5 separate regions of the Homo sapiens genome follow, and regions 1, 2, 4 and 5 are each linked to region 3. Evidence: chromatin contacts called from ENCODE Hi-C data. All regions are on one chromosome and are shown on one strand. Each heading gives the region's core, a stretch centred on a gene start or an enhancer-like site at or near the end of the contact. The rest is flanking DNA. Distances are from core to core; before and after follow the strand shown. Region 1 holds the start of LINC00460 (long intergenic non-protein coding RNA 460). Region 2 has its middle 140 kb from the start of LINC01309. Region 3 has its middle 480 kb from the start of DAOA. Region 4 has its middle 35 kb from the start of SLC10A2. Region 5 has its middle 59 kb from the start of SLC10A2.

Region 1 (3,391 bases), core at 459-2,958, 1.4 Mb after region 3:
GCAGCCCGCACGGCACAGCATTACCTGGCCCAGAATGTCCATTGCACTGAGGTTGAGAGACCCTGGTCTATGTTAATCCTGGGACAGGATCAGCAACAAGCTAAGGAGGAGTCGGCTGAGAGGCTCATTCGGGGACCAGAGGTCTCCCTAAGGGCCCCTCAGCTGACACACTTCCCCAGCACCTCTTTGTGGCAGGGCAGGCCAGCTTTCCCAAAATGAGCTATGCGGGTGAGGCTTCTCCTTGGACTTTCCTCCTTCTTCTCCATTCTTCTTCCTTTCCAGCAGGCCGGACCCCAGCGCTCGCCTCTCCATGCCAGGACGCTATGTGCCTCGGTGAGTCCCTGTGCGCGCATAGCAGAGGCGCTCTCCCTTTCCACGGGGTACTGCTTTCCCTGGGAGACGCGAAGAGGAGAGGAGGGCCCGAGTTCAAGCAGGGAGGGAATTCAGAGAGCAGTCATTCACCAAGTCCCCTCCAGCCCCAGCCCTGTGAGCCAGTCCTGCGGGTCCTGCCTTTCGCTAAGAGATTCCCGATTCCGCTCCCTCCGGACGCAGGGAGGTTGAGCAGGGGACACGCAGCCTTCGCCCTTCCCAGTTTTCTCTGTGTGGCCTCTGTCTCTCTCTCTCTGTCTTCAGGAACCAACAAAAGGCAAATGAATTCATTAGGGAGACCAACACCCGCCATGTGCCTTTCTTTTTTTTTTTGAGATGGAGTCTCGCTCTTTCACCCAGCCTGGAGAGCAGTGGCGCGATCTCGGCTCACTGCAAGCTCCGCCTCCCGGGTTCACGCCATTCTCCTGCCTCGGCCTCCCGAGCAGCTGGGACTACAGGCGCCCGCTACCACACCTGACTAATTTTTTGTATTTTTAGTAGAGACAGGGTTTCACCGTGTTGGCCAGGATGGTCTCGATCTCCTGACCTCGTGATCCGCCCGCCTCGGCTTCCCAAAGTGCTGGGATTCCAAGCGTGAGCCACCGCGCCCAGCCATATTTGCCTTTCCTTTTTTGCTTTTTCAGATGGGGTCTCACTCTGTCAATCAGGCTGGAGTGCGGTGGCCCGATCTCAGCTCAGTGCAACCTCTGCCTCCCAGGTTCAAGCGATTCTCCTGTCTCAGTCTCCTGAGTAGCTGGAATAACAGGCATGAGCCACCAAACCCGGCTAATTTTTGTAGAGAGGGGTTTAGCCATGTTAGCCAGGCTGGTCTCGAACTCCTGGCCTCAAGTGATCCACCCACCTCCGTCTCCCAAAGTGCTGGGATTACAAATATGAGCCCCTGTGCCCGGCTGCATTTGCTTTTCTTTAAGGCCGTTATTTAGGACTCAAGAGAGGGACGTCAGGAGAAAAGGTGAGGGAATTGCGGGCGAGAGTGGAGAAGAGGGTAGGCAAGGTTTGGAGAAGTTGCTTTGTTCAACAGTCACCAGCCTAAGCAGCACATCAGTGCTTTCAAGTTAAAGGTAGGAAATGGAAGATAATGTATCCTGTTGAATCTATAGGGATAATTCAGAGATAATTAAAAATATAATGACCCAAATTGGGACTGAGGAAACACGTTGGCATTAACCTCCTTGCCCGGAGAGAAGGTGCCGGGAGAGCTCGCGGTAGGTTTGCCACTTATTTAAGACTCCATCTCCACTTGTTCCTAACCCACTGAGAAATCGGCTCATTATTGACTCAGAGGGATGAACGCCAGATCCTGACTCACCGGTAACCACTTCCTGCAGAAATCCTCCAGCCCTGTTAGAAATGCCTCAGCCAGGGGGACTCATCTCCTCAAACCTGGGGGACCGAGACCTATGAGAGGTCACAGCATGAGGTGACGGAAGTGCCATGTGCACAGGGTTGATTTGGTGGCTCTAATTCTTATAACATAAAAGCTTGCTTCTTAGCATAGTTCTTGCAGTGTTAATTTTAGAGACACATAACGGAGAGGAGTAGGGAAATAAAGACCTGTCTGGTCCTTCCCCACTTCCCTAATCCATCTGTCTCCCTTGCTATGTCTCTAAACCTTCTCCAGCCAGGACATCGGAGGTACCCAGACATTGTTATGAAACTCCGCATGTGCCCCTGGTGGACGCTGCTGGACCCAGCATGCACACTTCTCGGCTAAGAGTCACCCTGGATGAACCACCATTGCCAGCGGGGAGCATGTTGCAGCTTTCCCACGCAGTGGATGAGAACGAAGGTTACGACCATTGTGTGGGAGGCGTCTGTGTAGCAATTGCTGGAATCACTGTGAGTAGTCCGTGTCACATGTGTCTCCCCTGATCTCTCAACGTCTCTTCTTCCCTCTCCACTCCCACTGTCTAACTTTATTCCTCTTTTTTTTTCTACCCCTTTCCGGAGACAGTGTGGCATTGTAGAAAGACTGAGCGTGGGAAAGAAGACGCATTCTGAAGTCACCCCGATTTATGTTAAATTATCACCTTGACTACTGCTATAGAACGAATGTTTATGTCCCCCACCCAAATTCGTATGCTAAGACCTAATAGCCAATAAGATAGTATTAATAGATGGGGCCTTTGGGAGGTGAGTGGCTCATGAGGGCAGAGTCCTCAAAACCAGATAAGTGCCCGAATAAAAGGGGCCCCAGAGAGATCCCTTGCACCGTCTACCATGTGAAGTGTAGAACACAGCGAGAAGGCCACCTATGAGCCAGAACGTGGGCCCTCACCAGAACCCAGTTGTGCTGGCACCCTGATCCTGGACTTCCAGCCTCCAAAATGACGACAAAGAAGTTTGTTTTTCCTGAGCCATCCACTTCAAAGTATTCTGTCATAGCTCCCCAAATAGACTAAGACATCTACTTAACCTTGGTCAAACGTTTAACCTTGGAGTCCACGCCTCTGAAATGGTGACAATAACACTGTGTATTTCCTACTTTATGATCAGGATTAATAAATGTAATTTATTAATCAGAAATTAGTAATTTCTGATTATTAATTCTATGGTGCTTGATACTTGATTGAGGCTTATTTAATATTTGGATCTCTTTTAATTTTTTTCTTTTTTGCTCTTTCTTTCTGCTTTTCCTCTTCCCCTTTTCCTATTGAAATAGAATGCAGAGGATAAAGCAAGCAAACAAAAAAACTTCCAGAAGAATCACAGAGTTTTAGACCTAGAAAAAAACTGAAAAATCATCCATTCCACTCTCCTCATTTTACAGATGAGGGCATCGAGCCTCAGAGAAATGAAACTTGCCCAAGACCACACAGCAAGTGAGTGGGGGACTCATGACCCAAGACACTTTTTCCAGGCTTCCTTCTACCACATCATGCTGCAGAAAACACAGCAGATGGGAAGAGACGAGGCATGTGGTTGCCATTTCTGTATTACATCCAATTCATATTTCATTTAGAAAATGTATTTCTAGAACTTGTTAAAAAACCTGAATGAT
Region 2 (3,451 bases), core at 34-2,533, 1.7 Mb before region 3:
GACCCTTTCCTCACATGCTAGGTGCCATCTGCAATCAGCGTCCTAGTTCACATATTACCTGCTCTCAGGTCCCAGCTCTCTGGCCCCAGCTCTCTCAGTAATGCGATTGGCTCCCTTTCTAGTGCTCCTGCTGGGGCATCTGTAAACCGTTGCTGCAGAAGCTTTGCCCATCCAGAGATGGCACTGCTTTGGTTCAGACTCTTCTTTGACTGCCATCTTCCTAAAGCAGCATGAAGAATGCATCACTTTCTGCTTGGCTGTAGAAATCCACATACATGGAATTGAAATTTCTCTACCATGATTGGTTAAGTTGTTGGGACTTTGTAGGGGAAAATACCAATGGCGTAATAAAGAGGGCTGTAATGAAATGATCCCCCTCCCCTATCCTTTCATTTCCAGATCCTTCTCCCTAGTGATCACATGGAGCCATGATTGCTCCCACTTGGTAGTGCCCTGAGCAGGCAGGGGTAGGATGGGTGAAGAGAACTCAGGGCTGTCTTTTGCCTATCCTAAGGCTCTAGGGCAAATTGAAAATTTGGCCCAAACAGGGATTCAGGACTGCACTTGATGCTAGTTATTGGGCCTTACCATCTCTGCAAAGTATCCAACTTCTGAGAAGGAATCTGTGTTTGATTCATTGCTCTCTTTGCTGCAGTGTCCTTCTTTTATCAGGCTCTCAACTTATATGTGTTTAATGGATAGATATGGGGCAATACAGCATAGATTATATGACATGAATTAGTATGTGTTCATATCCAACACATACAAAATGGAAATTAAAACACCCAATTAATGTGATCCATGCAGAAATTCAAACTGAAAATCAGACCTGAATACAGGTTTTTTTTAATGTCATTCAGTTTGCCTGTATTGAAAAAAATTGTTAAATCTATGAACTCTTGGTCATTTTTGTATAAAAATATATTATGACTTGTTATTTATTCTCTCCATAAAAAACTACAAATCAAAACTGTGTGCCCTAATTAAGTTTAGAGAAAAAAAGGAAAAACAGAGAAAAATGCCTTATGTGGGTTTTACCATTAAAAATGTATACTAGTACACTAAAGAAACAAAAATATTTTAGAGAGCATGGGTATATACAGATATAATTTTTAAGCCTAAAGATAAAAATAATATTTAAGAGACTTAATTTCTAACATGAGAGGATGTTGACTTTTAGACAATCTATTGGATCCTATGGAGGGGTGCTGAGAGCACGTCATGTATCATTTTTTTATGAATGCAACAGTCCGCTGGCTCTTTCCCACAGGGAGTGCCGTTCATGAGGCATGGAAGTCCTATGCAATTTCTGCAGTTTTGAAATTCCAGAGTGAATCACTGACTAGCCTCAGAGGGTTAGCTTTATTTTGGCTTGTAGTTGGTTTCTCTTTTTTTTCCACCCTGTACCTACTTCTTAGGCATAAAACCAGCTGGTGTAAGTTCCCAGGGTGCTGAATTTCCTTTAAATTGCATAAACCTGTCCCTCCTCATGCCCTAACGTCATGAATCAATGCAAAATTTTGGTTTCTATGTTACTTCTCACTTCCGAAACTGTAATCCAATTCATCACAAAAGACCACAAAGTAGATAAAACTCCACAATTTACGGCAGGCTAGAGGTAGTTCTTCCTTATCAGAGTTCAGTTTAAAAGTTTACAGTGAGCTATTCAGGGACAGATTCCAGGGAGGTGAGATGAGCTGTCACCATTACCGGCTCACTGATGGCCTGTGAACTGGAAATGAGCACAGAGTAAAGTCCTCGTCAAATTCCTGTCTTCTCTCCTTGGCTGTTCTCACGTACCGTTCTCAGAGGTAATTTAAGACCCTCCAAATGTGTAAGCCTGCCTGTATAACATAAACACTGAAGCGCCTGCCCCCTTCCTCTCAGGAAGCAATGCAAGCATTCAAAGTTCTCACCTTTTCACCACGACTGCTGCTGGCATGCCCTCAGTCAGCTCCTACAGTAGGGTGGACCCATGCGGCTGCCCCCGACAGAAAGCAAAGGACCTGTAGGAAACAGATTTCCTTCCTGAAACACATGCAGGGGCATTTTAACACAACATGACAGAAATAAAAAGGAAAGAGAGGCCCCTTCCCCATTCCTCATCAGTTACACCTGATTTTCAATGAGTTAATTCTTCACCGATGAGCTCTGAGTTTGCTCCATGGAAGCACTGTCCACCAGCACTTTATGCTGTGTTAAGAATGCCCTCCAGCTTCACTGTCCAGTCCAGTAGGCACTAGCCACATGTGGCATTGAGCATTTGAAACCTGACTAGCATGACTGAGGAAATGGATTTTAAATTTAATTTCACTTGATTTCATTTAAATTTAAATAGCTGTATGTTTGGACAGTGTAATTCTAGAGTTTAGGTTTAATTTAAGTCCATGGTGGTTTTAAAATCATACAAGCTGCAGGTGGACTATGTTGAAAACACTAACACGATATTATGTTAATTTTTGTCCAAACATGAATGTCTTTTATTTACAAGACTACACTGGTTGCCAATTGAAGGTGGTGGACTAAATGTTGGTTTTGTCTTCCCTTGTCTTTCCCCATGCTTTTTCCCCCCTTCTCCTCCAAAACACTGCAAACATAATATAGAATTAGTGATGAGGATAGATTTACAGTAGCAGAGATCACGGGAGGCAGGGCAGCAGTTACTAGATGCTGAATTTCAAATTTTTCTGAATTCTGAAAACATATGAGAACATACTGATGGAAAAAGAGGGTTAAAGAAGCTATGGGCCAGAGTGGGATAGTAGTGGAAGTTAAAGATCATTTTCTTGTAAATCTCTTGATAAAAAAAAAATGTGGCATCCAACAGTTATCAAAGATGGGAGTGAGATGGGTGGAAAATAAGGAGTTAATTCAAATGGCATCAAATGAACGTTTCCCTAGATAGAAACCTCACCACAGAACAGAGATAGGCAATTCAGAATTGATCTTTGGACAAAACCCAGAACGTGTTTATGCAAACCCTCTCCCTTAGTTGGACAAGTTTCCTGAGAATGAGGATTGCTGGTGGAAGGTGGAGAGTCCAGAATAGAAGCTTCACTGAACCAGCTCTATAAGGCCCCAGACAGGCCTGTGCTCCCTGCCTGTCCACTCAGCCTGCAAGTGCACCCACACAAACAGAACCCCCAGACTGGCTTTCATTCAAGGAGAAGCCCAGCAAGAAAACACACAAGATTTGTAATAGAGAAAATGGAGATGGACGGTTCCCAACGTGCTGAGGACTGTCAGCATGTGAAAGGAAGATAAAAAGCACAAAAAATTCAGGAGGAAGCCAAGAAAATTTGGAGATGAGTCAACATTTTGAAAAATATTATTGCTCTCATTATTTTATAAAGACTTTAATTATCCTCAGAGAAACCAAAGAAATGTCAAATATAAAGGATAAATGCAGGCTGCTATGAAATATGAACAATCAAGGACAAAGAACATATCT
Region 3 (3,464 bases), core at 358-2,857:
TCATGTTACAAGTTAATATGAGTCTATAATGCTACAAGAAAAACATTTAAAGTCATTAAAGGATCATTTTTTCATAGGACACATTTTCCATAAACAACTTTTTGAAGACTGATCGTAGTCCAGGCACTATCCTATTTCAGGTCCAACCATATTCAGGTTGTTCTATGCTTCTCAGGTTTCAATTTAAGCCAAAGCCATGTAGCATCACAACGTGATGGGGCAGTAGACTAAAGGCATTCATTCACTCAAGCATCCGTCCCTGCAATGTATACTTGTTGAATAAACAGTTTCATCTGGGAACATTGTAGGTTTGGGACATGCTTATAGGCATTTACGTATTTTAAGAAAAGAAGAAAGAAGCATGAGAAGAACAATTGGGAGAAACAGAGGATTAATAAGATGAGAAGTAACTGAAGCAGTATTTCCCTCAACTTAAGAATGTTGTGTAGGCCTACTGATTCATTCATGAAATCTCACTGATGGAGTGGATGGATGAATCAGGTACAACTTGTACATTCATTTTACTGGCGAACAAACCAAGGTTTAATGTGTTTAGGTAATTTTTCCAAAGACTAGTATGATAGTGGAGTTCTAATTTGAACCAAGGGTTATCTGACACTAGATAATTCTGTATGAAGTAATAAACATGTAAATGAATGACTAAAAAAAATGAATCTCTGCTGAACATATCAGATCATACATTCATTCACCCTCTTAGCATATAAATATCCTGAAAAAGAAGTTAGCAAACTTCTTTTTTTCCGAAGGGCCAGGCAGTAAATATTTTAGGCATTGTGGGCTATATGTCTCTTGACAACTCTTAATTCTGTCTTTGTAACAGGGAAGCAGACATACACAATACACACACACACACGCACACACACAAGTGTGACTGTGTTTCAGTGAAGCTTTATTTACCATAACAGGTCCTTGCCAAGACAAATTTAAAAAGCACCCAGTCAAGTAAGGAGGAGAACTAATGCTTAGATTCCAGTTAGAAATGTTGCATATACAATGTAGATACAGGTTGCCATGGGAGCCCAAAGCAGGTGCCTTTAAATCACACAGCCTCTCATTTTCAAGACTTCTTTAAAGAGACTTAAAGGGATTCTATTTTCTTAAGATATGTGATTCAGGTCTTGTGTTCCCCTTTGGGACACAAAGCTTGTACATATTCTTGGAACTCAGTTGTCTAGAATAATGAGAATTTTTTTATGATGTTGATTTTATTCAGATCAAAAACGTCATTCATGTTGGAAATATTTCTATCTATTCTAATCCAAACATTGAACGAGCATCACTGTCTATAGTGAATATACTTAATATATAATATTCCACATAGAGAAATTTGATAAAACTCAAACAACTTTGAGACTACCTAAGGATTTACTGTGTTCCAATGTCTGACAATATGTAAACTCACTTTTTGTTCATGAGAAATCTAGTTTACAAATATAGCCGTGGAGTCCTTTAAGATAATGGCCTTAATGACAAGAAAAAAAGTACCTATGCCATATGAAAAACTCACTTTTGCAGTCCATAAGTTATAAATAGCCCTGTTGCAGTTTCAGTAGCTGGCTGGCAGCCAGGAGAGAGAGGAAAACAGATTGAGGTTAGCCACAGGGAGAAAATGAAGTTGGGCAGAAGGCTTAAACAATGTGAAAGCTTCAAAGAAACATAAACGTGTATTTTAGCAGGGGAAACAAGAGGAAAATCACATGTAGTTACTATTGTGTTAGCTTTCTCTGAAGTTCCATTATCTCTTCAACTATCTCTCATACGTATTGAGAAAACTGAAAGGAGGAGTTAGAGGAAGTAAAATATGAAACATATAATAATCATATAGCATGCTTTGGCAGTACATTCCACTTCCTGTATTTGGAAGAGTAGCCTGGGGATGCAGAAAAGCAGAGAGGAAACAGAGGGTGCAGTACAGGAAATGCTTGGTCAGTGCACATATGCTGCTGAGTTTATGGAACATCTTTACAAAGTAGCTAAGCCTTCCCCAAGTGTAATAGTGACAATTTTAATAGAGATATCAGCATACAAGACAATATATAATTGTGCTTCTTGAAAACTACTTTATGAATCTACTTCCTATCTTATCAAAAACAATCAATGCAAAATGAATTGCATTACTCTTGAAGACACAAATCTATGTAAATATTAATTGGATGACGTTTTATAGTTTAACCTCTACAACAGGTGAAAATTTATTGAGAAATAACATTTGACTTATCTCTACAACTATATGGAAAACAACTTGTAGCTATAGTGTAATTAACATTTCTCCCCTAATTGAATATTTTAAGAGAAATCAGTTAAGAGCTTTCTTTTTGTACAAATAGTAGATTCTCTCATGATGCATGAAGAAACTTGAAGACACACTTTAGAGAATTTATAATACAGAGAATCAGGAAACTTACACTCTGAAACAGTAACAAAGTGATCAAATGTCTAGTATGGCTGAAACTCTATTCCATTTGCATATTATGTCCTTTGCCTTTGAGTGTAAAAATTAACCCAATCGAGTCCAAAGACAGTGCTAAAAATTTAGGTAATACTTCTGGTTCATAGACAATTTTTCAAATCCATAGTGCTTAGCACTTCAGCAATTGAAATGGTTTCATTTCCAAATCACAAAAATGACAATTTAGAAGTTAATGCTCCTTAGAGACTTATTGCTATTACCCAGAGATTTCCAGGCCAGTAATAATTTGTTTTCCTCTACTTAGAAAATAATTCATTTTCATGTTCTGTGGTAATATTGAAGCATTAACTTATCTGCTTCAAAATAACACACAGTGTTATATATACAAAATAATTTTTACTTCTGAAGTACTTTCAAATGTATTTGGTCATTTCTAATATGAAACCCTCACTTTTGAGTTTAGAAATAAAGAAACTAATTGACATACCCATATTTACAGAATAAACTATATACTACAAATAATATACTACATTTATCATTTTCTAATTTCTATTGCAGAACTTCTTCTACCCACTATAGAAAGCAGCATTTTAGATAATAAGGTGATTTACTATATCCTTTAATAATAATAAATGTTCTAAGTTTTTTAGAAATAAAATATTCTCAAACTATCCTAATTCTCATGTATGAAGTCATAAAATTGAGTTGCAACCAGTCTACTTAAAATTAATGTGTAGTAGTGGAAAAGACTGCATTTCTGCAGAATTTCAATTCATATATATGACTAGAAAAATATTTGACAATGCTTTAAGCCATTTAGTTTTTATGAATTTATCGCTGTATAGATCCTATGCTTTATTCTTATATATTTACAACCAACCAGTGTGACCATTTTCAGTTAATTGAGTGAGTTCAGCTTCATTTAACCACTTAATGAGTTACTAATATCATTTTTTATAAAATGAATTTCTGCAATGGTAAGCAGGTAGAAATTGGGGAGTACATTAATAATGCAAATGATTTACAGACATTT
Region 4 (3,480 bases), core at 431-2,930, 2.0 Mb before region 3:
GTATCTCAACTGATGGGTCCCTGGCCTGCAGGTGCTGGTTTGATGGCGTGGGCTCTGAGTGCCAGCCTTGTGCTGGGCCATGCCTGAAGCCTGGTGCTGTGGGGGTCAGCCTGGTGCTGGGGGTGGTCTAGAGACTGGGTTGGCTGGGGTTGGCTTAGTGGTGGGGCAGTTCAGAGACTGTGTATACATTGCAGGCCTGGAGCTTGGGCCTATGGGATCCAGTCTGGTGCCTGGGTAGGCCTGGAAGTTTAGCCTGTGGGTATTGAGCCAGAGTCTGTGTCCATCTGCACCTACTCAGTGTTGGGTTTTACTGGAGTGGGCTGGGTATTGGGGTTCAAGGCAAAGTTCTATGCTCTCCTTCCTTTCCTTCTCCTAAGCAGAAGTTATCTCCTCTCCAGCCTGTGCTGCCTGGACATGGGGGAGAGGTGACATGGATAATGTGAGACTGTCCTTCTGACCCTCTTCAAGGTGCCTTTTCTCATTTCTGTGCCACACCCAGGTGCTGTAATCTCTTACTTGGTTTCCTTGCCTCTTGTAAGGTATTTTCATGCATGGATAGTTGTTCAAATCAGTGTTTCTGTGGGAGGCATGAGTGCTGGAAAATTCAATTCCACCATCTTGCCAACATTTTTTCACATAAGTTTTCTTAATATTGCTAATGGTCTTTATAACTTTGTAATTGATTTATTTTCCTGTTCGGAGTGTTAAAATGTACAGTGATAGAAAATGATGGTAGATTGGAAAGACTTCATCTAAAGATGTGAGAAATTAAACGGAATTTTATGCATTCACCAGATATTAATTATATAGCTGCTCTGTGCAAGGTGCATAATAAATGAATATTTACCAAGGACATTTATATTTTAGAATGATCTAGATATTGTATGACATTGATTGGAATGTCGTTTATTTGAGTGGACAACATTACTCGAGCCATGCTAAAAGGATTTCCTGGGAGAAATGAATCTATTGCTTGAGTTTGAGAAAAGCAGTCTTGATTTAGTGGAGATATAGTGGAAAGAACCTTTTCTAAGGATGGGAAGAATGGCAACAAAATAGAGAAATGAAAGTTGTAAAAGGGCTAAATGAAGCATGCACTTACAGCTTAGAAGCTTTGCCCTAATTGACTTTACATAAGACAATATATTTAATGTTGTGAAAAATGGGGTTAATGAAATAATGATGTTAGGGAGGCACTGTACTGAAAAGCTTTAAAGACCATGGCTAGGAAGTCAACAAGACAATAGTTGAGAGACTGATTTTTACACTCTTTTCTTTATGTTTAGACCAATCTTCTGGAGTGGCAATGTTTTCCGCTTTGAGTTGTTAATTAGATCATCTTAATTAAGGATCAAAAATGTGAAGGACAATATATAGTATTCTTAAGAAAAGCAACTCATCTACTCTCAGTGCCCAGTGAAGTGCCTGGAATGTGATATTTGCTCAATAAGCAAGGAATGTTCAGATGAATGACAGGTCCCTAGCAAGTTCAACTCTTCACTTTCCTGAGCATTTATTGCACTACTCATTGTTGATCATAAATTCCTCTTTAACTGAATAATCACTGCTCCTTATATGTTGAAATCTCACCCTTGACCAATTCACAGAAACTCAGAAACTTTCCAAAATAGGAATAGTCCATCTGAACGGTGGTAAACAAGATACTAAAGTTTGCATAATGGAAAACAAATGATGCATAAAAGCTGTGTGCAATGACTTAGAAAGAAAAAAAAACGACAATTTTTAACCTACATCTGCTTCTTTAACTATTTTGGCATGTGAGAATCAGAGTCATGCAGGCATACAAATATTAGCACATCAGAAGACTGCCACATGTCTGCTCAGATGCCTTTTTGGTATACCTCTATGCTGCAGAATAGACTCAAAATAGCAAAAAGCAAGTCAATGTTGTCATATTTGAAATGACTGAAGGTAGTTTTGAACTTTCTCACTGAAGCAACTGTCATGGGGTTAAAGACTTCTACCAAGGCTGCAATGAACCATAAAATCATCCCCACATCTGACATATGGTTCATAACTGAGGTTGAACACCCATCAAAGATCACAAAGTGATATTTGACAGCAAATACTTTTGTGATATCATTTGTTTGGATTTTTAAGAGTGAACATATATATTATTAATATTCCCTTTCCTTTGTGTTTATTGCCTTCCCATACATTTTTTAGGAGTTTGAAAGAAAAACTTCAGAAAAATACAACGATAAGTGTCAATAAATTTTCTGAAGAGAGTTTAAAGACATAGTTAAAAAATTTTTTTTTTTTTTTGATGGAGTCTCACTCCGTCACCCAGATGGGAGTGCGGTGGCATGATCTAGGCTCATTGCAACCACCACCTCCCAGGTTCAAGTGATTCTTCTGCCTCAGCCTCCCAAGTAGCTGGTATTACAAGCATGCACCACCATGTCCAGCTAATTGTATTTTTAGTAGAGATGACGTTTTGCCATGTTGGCCAGGCTGGTCTTGAACTCCTGACCTCAAGTGATCTGCCCGCTTTGGCCTCCCAAAGTGCTGGGATTACAGGTGTGAGCCACCATGCCTGGCTGTGATGTGATCTTGGCTCATTGCTTCCCTCCTGGTTTCCAGCCATTCTCCTGCCTCAGCCTCACGAGTAGCTGGGATTACAGGCATGCACCAGCACGCCCAGCCAATTTTTGTATTGTTAGCAGAGATGGGATTTCACTATGTTGGCCAGGCTGGTCTCGAACTGCTGACCTCAGATGATCCGCCTGCCTTGGCCTCCCAAAGTGCTGGGATTACAGGTGTGAGCCACCATGCCCGGAAAGATTTCTTAAATAAAAAATTGTCTCTTGTCACAGACATGGATGTTCTTCCAGTTATTGAGTAAAAGGAGACTGCTGACACCACCACAACCACATCAACAATACTGACAATAGCAGAGAACAACCACGTTTTATAGATGCAGCAAGTGAGGCTGGTGAAGGGTAAATAGCAAAACCAAGGTTACATCACTATGGCTAGGAAATGGCAAAGCTATGATTTGATTCCAGGATTTTCCAACTCTCTAGACTACTGTTGAGTTCCCAATTATCTCTTATTACATATATAGTTGTATATCTACTATTCATGAGGTGTCTATGGGAGATTGGTTCCAGGACCCTCCACAGATACCAAAATCCAAGGATACTAAAGTCCCTTGTATAAAATGGTGTAGTATTTGCAAATAACCTATGTATATCCTCCTGTATACTTTAAATCACCTCTAGATTACTGAAAACACCTACTACAAAGCCTACACATGACTTCATTTGTGTGGATTCAAAGTGGTACTTGGCATGGAGCAAATTCAAGTTTTGCTTTTTGGAACTTTGTAGAATGTTTTTTTTTCCAAATATTTTCAATCCACGGTTGGTTGAATCTACAGACATGGAACCCACTGATATGGAGAGCAGACTGCCTATGATGGTGCTAGTCTTGGTGGTTGAGTCATACAATATAAGA
Region 5 (3,853 bases), core at 418-2,917, 2.0 Mb before region 3:
TTTTTCTCTGTAATATGAAGATAACATCCATTTACAGAACTTTTGTAAGCATTAAATATGTGTGCACTGCTTTGTAAAATAGAATGTCCTCAAAATCTTAAACATTCTATGTTCAATAACAATAATAATAGTAAAACCTGATTAAGAGCATCTTTGAGGCAGATATGGTCTTACTGAGCATGCAGATTAAGGAATCTCCATGTTCTCTTAGGCTGCCAATTTGTTTAGACCAAACATAAACACCAACACTCACTTCTTGAGAAGTTTAATCTCAACCTATCAGCCGTGTGAAAACCTCAGTTGAATATTGATATCATACTAGCTGTGTACACTTAACACGAGAACAGGGTTTTAAGGCAGTCATAGTATGACCACAAATATTCATCTTGATCAAGACCAGACAAAAGATATATTTGAAAACCAGTACAAATAAGATATATGAATTAAGAAAGATCCCCAATTTAGTTCATATGTCCAAAATAATGTCAAGAAACCATTGTGTGAAACCAAGTCCCAGAACTGCTCATATGTGCGTGTCATTCCAAGGCAAGAGCTCAGTTTGGACAAATCCCCAGATGGTTGGCATCATCTTCAATTTAGTTAAATTGCAGGATATATTGTTTCCAACAATTGGATTTCATGACCTCAATCTTGACGCAGTATAACTAAAATACAAGGAACGTTTTCAACATCATTAGATGCCCCAACCATATTTTGTACTTATAAGAACCACATTGGCCCCCTCAGCTACTGGCTGGGATTCATCTTTTATTGGAAATTATACTAAAAATAAAATAAATAAGGAAAGTTTCATTTTTTTCCCCCATGTGTGCTAGGTTGTGGCACATGTACTATGGTGATCCGATAGATTTCAGGGTCAGTGTAAGAATATATTTTTACATCCCTGGATTCAGTTTGGATAACCCTGGTAAAAAAAAAACTAGATACCCAAAAACTGAGATTAATCCTTTAAAAAATGTCAGTGTGTCTCCTACTTCAAGCATCATTTATCACCACTTTTTTAAAAATCTTTTCTACTCCCATAGTACCATCTATTAATAAGAACATGCCATGGTCTTAGAAGGAGGTTAAAATCAAATATTTTGCATTTGACATAAGACGCCCAGCTAAATAATAACTTTCCTCTTTTAACACATGGAGTTAATTTTGCGTCTCCTTGAGAGAAAGTTTGTTTTTCTTAGCTAGGCTTCTCTGTTTGGCCTTAGCATTTCTGTCACCAGCAGCCCCCTTCCCACCACCACTATTAAGCAGAAACTCCAGCCATGGCATTCAACAAAGAAGTGGCAAGCCTCCAAGAAATATATTTCCCACAAACACACAGCTGAGAACATTACAAACTGGGTAGGTCTGGTTTATGTTTGGTTCACCTCCGAATGTCTCAAGTAAAACTCAGTTGAATGGACCAGTGGCAATTGAGAAAAATCACTCGCGAACTCTGGGTTTACTGTTCCGACATGCCCCACGTGAGCTTTTGTCTTAGGTGATGCCTTATGGTTTGCTGACAGAGGACATCAAAGAATGGGGACCAGGCTGAGGACAATTTGCACCATCTTTAATCATCTGGCGAAAGCTCAAGAGGATTTGTTCAGATTCAGTGAAGTAAAAATCCTCCACTTCAGCACCTCGTTCAGACGATATGAGAACCAGATGGGTCTGTACACGCAGCCTGATTGCTACTGTCTGATGTAGACTATTGGAATTGTGTACATCTGTGCCATGGCATCAGGGAATGCCACAGCCCTTGCTTTTGCTTGGTAGACCACACTAGACCTTTTCTAATTAATGGAAGAACGAAAACATTCGTTCAAAAGGCACCTTGTCCTAGTCATTTGTAAATTCATTAGTTAATGAAACATTACATCAGGTTAGGACTTTACAGTTTACAAAGTACTTTCATTTCCTCATTTAATCCTTAAAATAACCTTGTGAAATACACAGGACTGTTGAAAGAGGCTGTGCAGTAGAGGAGAAAATCCAGTGTGCTACCATTTCTGCCTTTAAACGTTTGGTGTTAACTTATATACAGTCTAACGTTGAATTATAGCAAATTACAAAATATGTATGTGCCCCTGGACCATGTTTCCTCCTAAGGGGATTATCCTTCTCCACACATAATTTATGGGGCACTGATTGTCAGACCTTTCCATTGGCGTACTCATAACTGTACAGAAGAATGACTTTGTTTCGAGTGGGTGAAGGGTGAATATTTGGAAGAAAAGTTTGAATAGCAGGTTAAAATGCCATGTTGAGAAGTCACATTTAAAAAAAAACTTAAAATACCTCATCCATTTTGAAAAATATCTACATGCTTACTTTTGTTACCCAATTTTAGGCAAAACTGGCACACTAGAAAGAGAAGCCACATCTATATGCAATGCGTATCCCAGAAACTTCGATTATTTCATAATTGCTCAAACAAAAATATTTCCTTTATTCTTTTATATACCCTACAGATGTCCAGTGCTAATAATATTAGAGTAATATTGGGATAGATTTTTCCTCAGGTTGTTTGGCCCAGTGTTTTTAGTTAAGGTGACTGTGCTGACAATATGGCTATTGAAGTTATGGTTACCAGGCATCTCTGTGGAGAAAAACTATGTCTGCATGCTCTGATAATTTAGGGGCAATTTTTGTTAGGCTTGTCTCTCAGTTCCTCACAAGCAAATATGGTAACAATCCACCTCGGTTTCCAATTCCTTAGCCTACAGAATCAAGTCCAAATTCCTCTGCAAGGAAAACAAGGATCTTCATCATCTGGCCCTGCCCCTGTGTCTCTCTTCATCTTTGGCCACTTGTACTTTTCTCTCCTTCAGCACTTAAGTCCTTGTAGTCCCTAAACACACGAGCATTTCTCCATATCTACACTTTTGTCCATTTGCACATACCATTCTCTTCAACGTGCTTTTTCCCTGCTAATGAGAATAGAAAACTACTCATCCTTCAATGTTATCTCAAGCTTGACTTCTATTAATTGCATTTTAACCTCCTGGAGTGGACTGAGGTATCTTCTTTTATGCCTCCATTACACTTGTTAATCTCGCCGTGGTACCAACCATGATATATTTTACTGCCTGTCTGTCTGTCTCCTGAGTAGGTTATAAAATATTTGAAAGCAGGAGCTAAGGAGCCATCTGTCATGGTGTCTTACACAGAGCAAGCACTCAAGCGATTGTGGAAGAAATGAAGGATGGACCACATGACTCCACAGCAGTCATTTAAAAGTGGTTCTTGTCGATGTCACCCCAAAACAGCTGTAAAGAAAGAAAATATACCTTTTCTTTTCTTTCTTCTCTTTAAGTAACAAATTCTGTCATTTCAAAAATTATAATCTTAAATATAACATTCTTAAAAAGTGATTTGGCTATACTTTTTAGGTTTGCTAGAAGAACTATTTTGATGAAATGCCATCAGCAATGTCATAGAAGAGCAAAGGACAGTAAATGGCTTTACAAAACACTAAGTTATAGCAAGTCACAATATGCTAAGTTATCCATTAAGTGGTTTAATTGATAATGAGACTTATAGGTTAAAATAGAACAGGAGGAGAGGGAGTTGTAACAACTAACGTGGTATAAATAGTACGGGGTATTTTACTCAGATTATGACTTTCCTCATTCATTGTCTCATTCATTAAGGATGTCTCATAACATTAAGGATGTTAAGGATGTTGTTAATGACAGAGTCTTCATAATAACTAGTTTTTCTCAACTTCTGAGATATATTAAGAATTCAGTGACTTGTCACAGGCTTTAATGTATGATTACAGTATCACAACCAAGAAAGCAGGATAACATTAGGTCAGAGCTGTGGATGGAGGGCAGGAGCCTGAGTC

The links. Hi-C counts contacts between places; a loop is a spot of excess contacts on that map. Pooled maps may share reads with other maps.
Region 1: a loop to region 3 is called in a map with no recorded cell type, with 5 times the contacts of the local background. The contact joins the promoter of LINC00460 here to the enhancer-like site in region 3. A Hi-C loop is called at or near these places in 3 of 37 single-sample maps with no recorded cell type and 3 of 50 pooled maps.
Region 2: a map with no recorded cell type shows a loop between it and region 3 (5-fold over the local background). The contact joins two enhancer-like sites. A Hi-C loop is called at or near these places in 4 of 37 single-sample maps with no recorded cell type and 3 of 50 pooled maps.
Region 4: a map with no recorded cell type shows a loop between it and region 3 (14-fold over the local background). The contact joins two enhancer-like sites. A Hi-C loop is called at or near these places in 2 of 37 single-sample maps with no recorded cell type and 2 of 50 pooled maps.
Region 5: a map with no recorded cell type shows a loop between it and region 3 (8-fold over the local background). The contact joins two enhancer-like sites. A Hi-C loop is called at or near these places in 2 of 37 single-sample maps with no recorded cell type and 2 of 50 pooled maps.

What each region holds. Positions count from the first base shown.
Region 1 is chr13:106,374,856-106,378,246 of GRCh38, forward strand. LINC00460 (long intergenic non-protein coding RNA 460) reads left to right here and starts at 1,709. Exons shown (of 3, transcript NR_163477.1): 1 at 1,709-1,810; 2 at 2,012-2,229; 3 at 3,053-3,391. RefSeq lists an enhancer at 1,247-2,446.
Region 2 is chr13:103,281,453-103,284,903 of GRCh38, forward strand. No RefSeq gene overlaps it. Among named protein-coding and RNA genes, the nearest start is that of LINC01309, 140 kb to the right of the region's middle. Within about 2 kb of position 1,284, at least 3 of the 41 ENCODE cell types and tissues checked have a DNase peak (open chromatin) inside an H3K27ac peak, as active enhancers do.
Region 3 is chr13:104,982,809-104,986,272 of GRCh38, forward strand. No RefSeq gene overlaps it. Among named protein-coding and RNA genes, the nearest start is that of DAOA, 480 kb to the right of the region's middle. Within about 2 kb of position 1,608, at least 9 of the 41 ENCODE cell types and tissues checked have a DNase peak (open chromatin) inside an H3K27ac peak, as active enhancers do.
Region 4 is chr13:103,029,876-103,033,355 of GRCh38, forward strand. No RefSeq gene overlaps it. Among named protein-coding and RNA genes, the nearest start is that of SLC10A2, 35 kb to the right of the region's middle. Within about 2 kb of position 1,681, at least 4 of the 41 ENCODE cell types and tissues checked have a DNase peak (open chromatin) inside an H3K27ac peak, as active enhancers do.
Region 5 is chr13:103,005,429-103,009,281 of GRCh38, forward strand. No RefSeq gene overlaps it. Among named protein-coding and RNA genes, the nearest start is that of SLC10A2, 59 kb to the right of the region's middle. Within about 2 kb of position 1,668, at least 3 of the 41 ENCODE cell types and tissues checked have a DNase peak (open chromatin) inside an H3K27ac peak, as active enhancers do.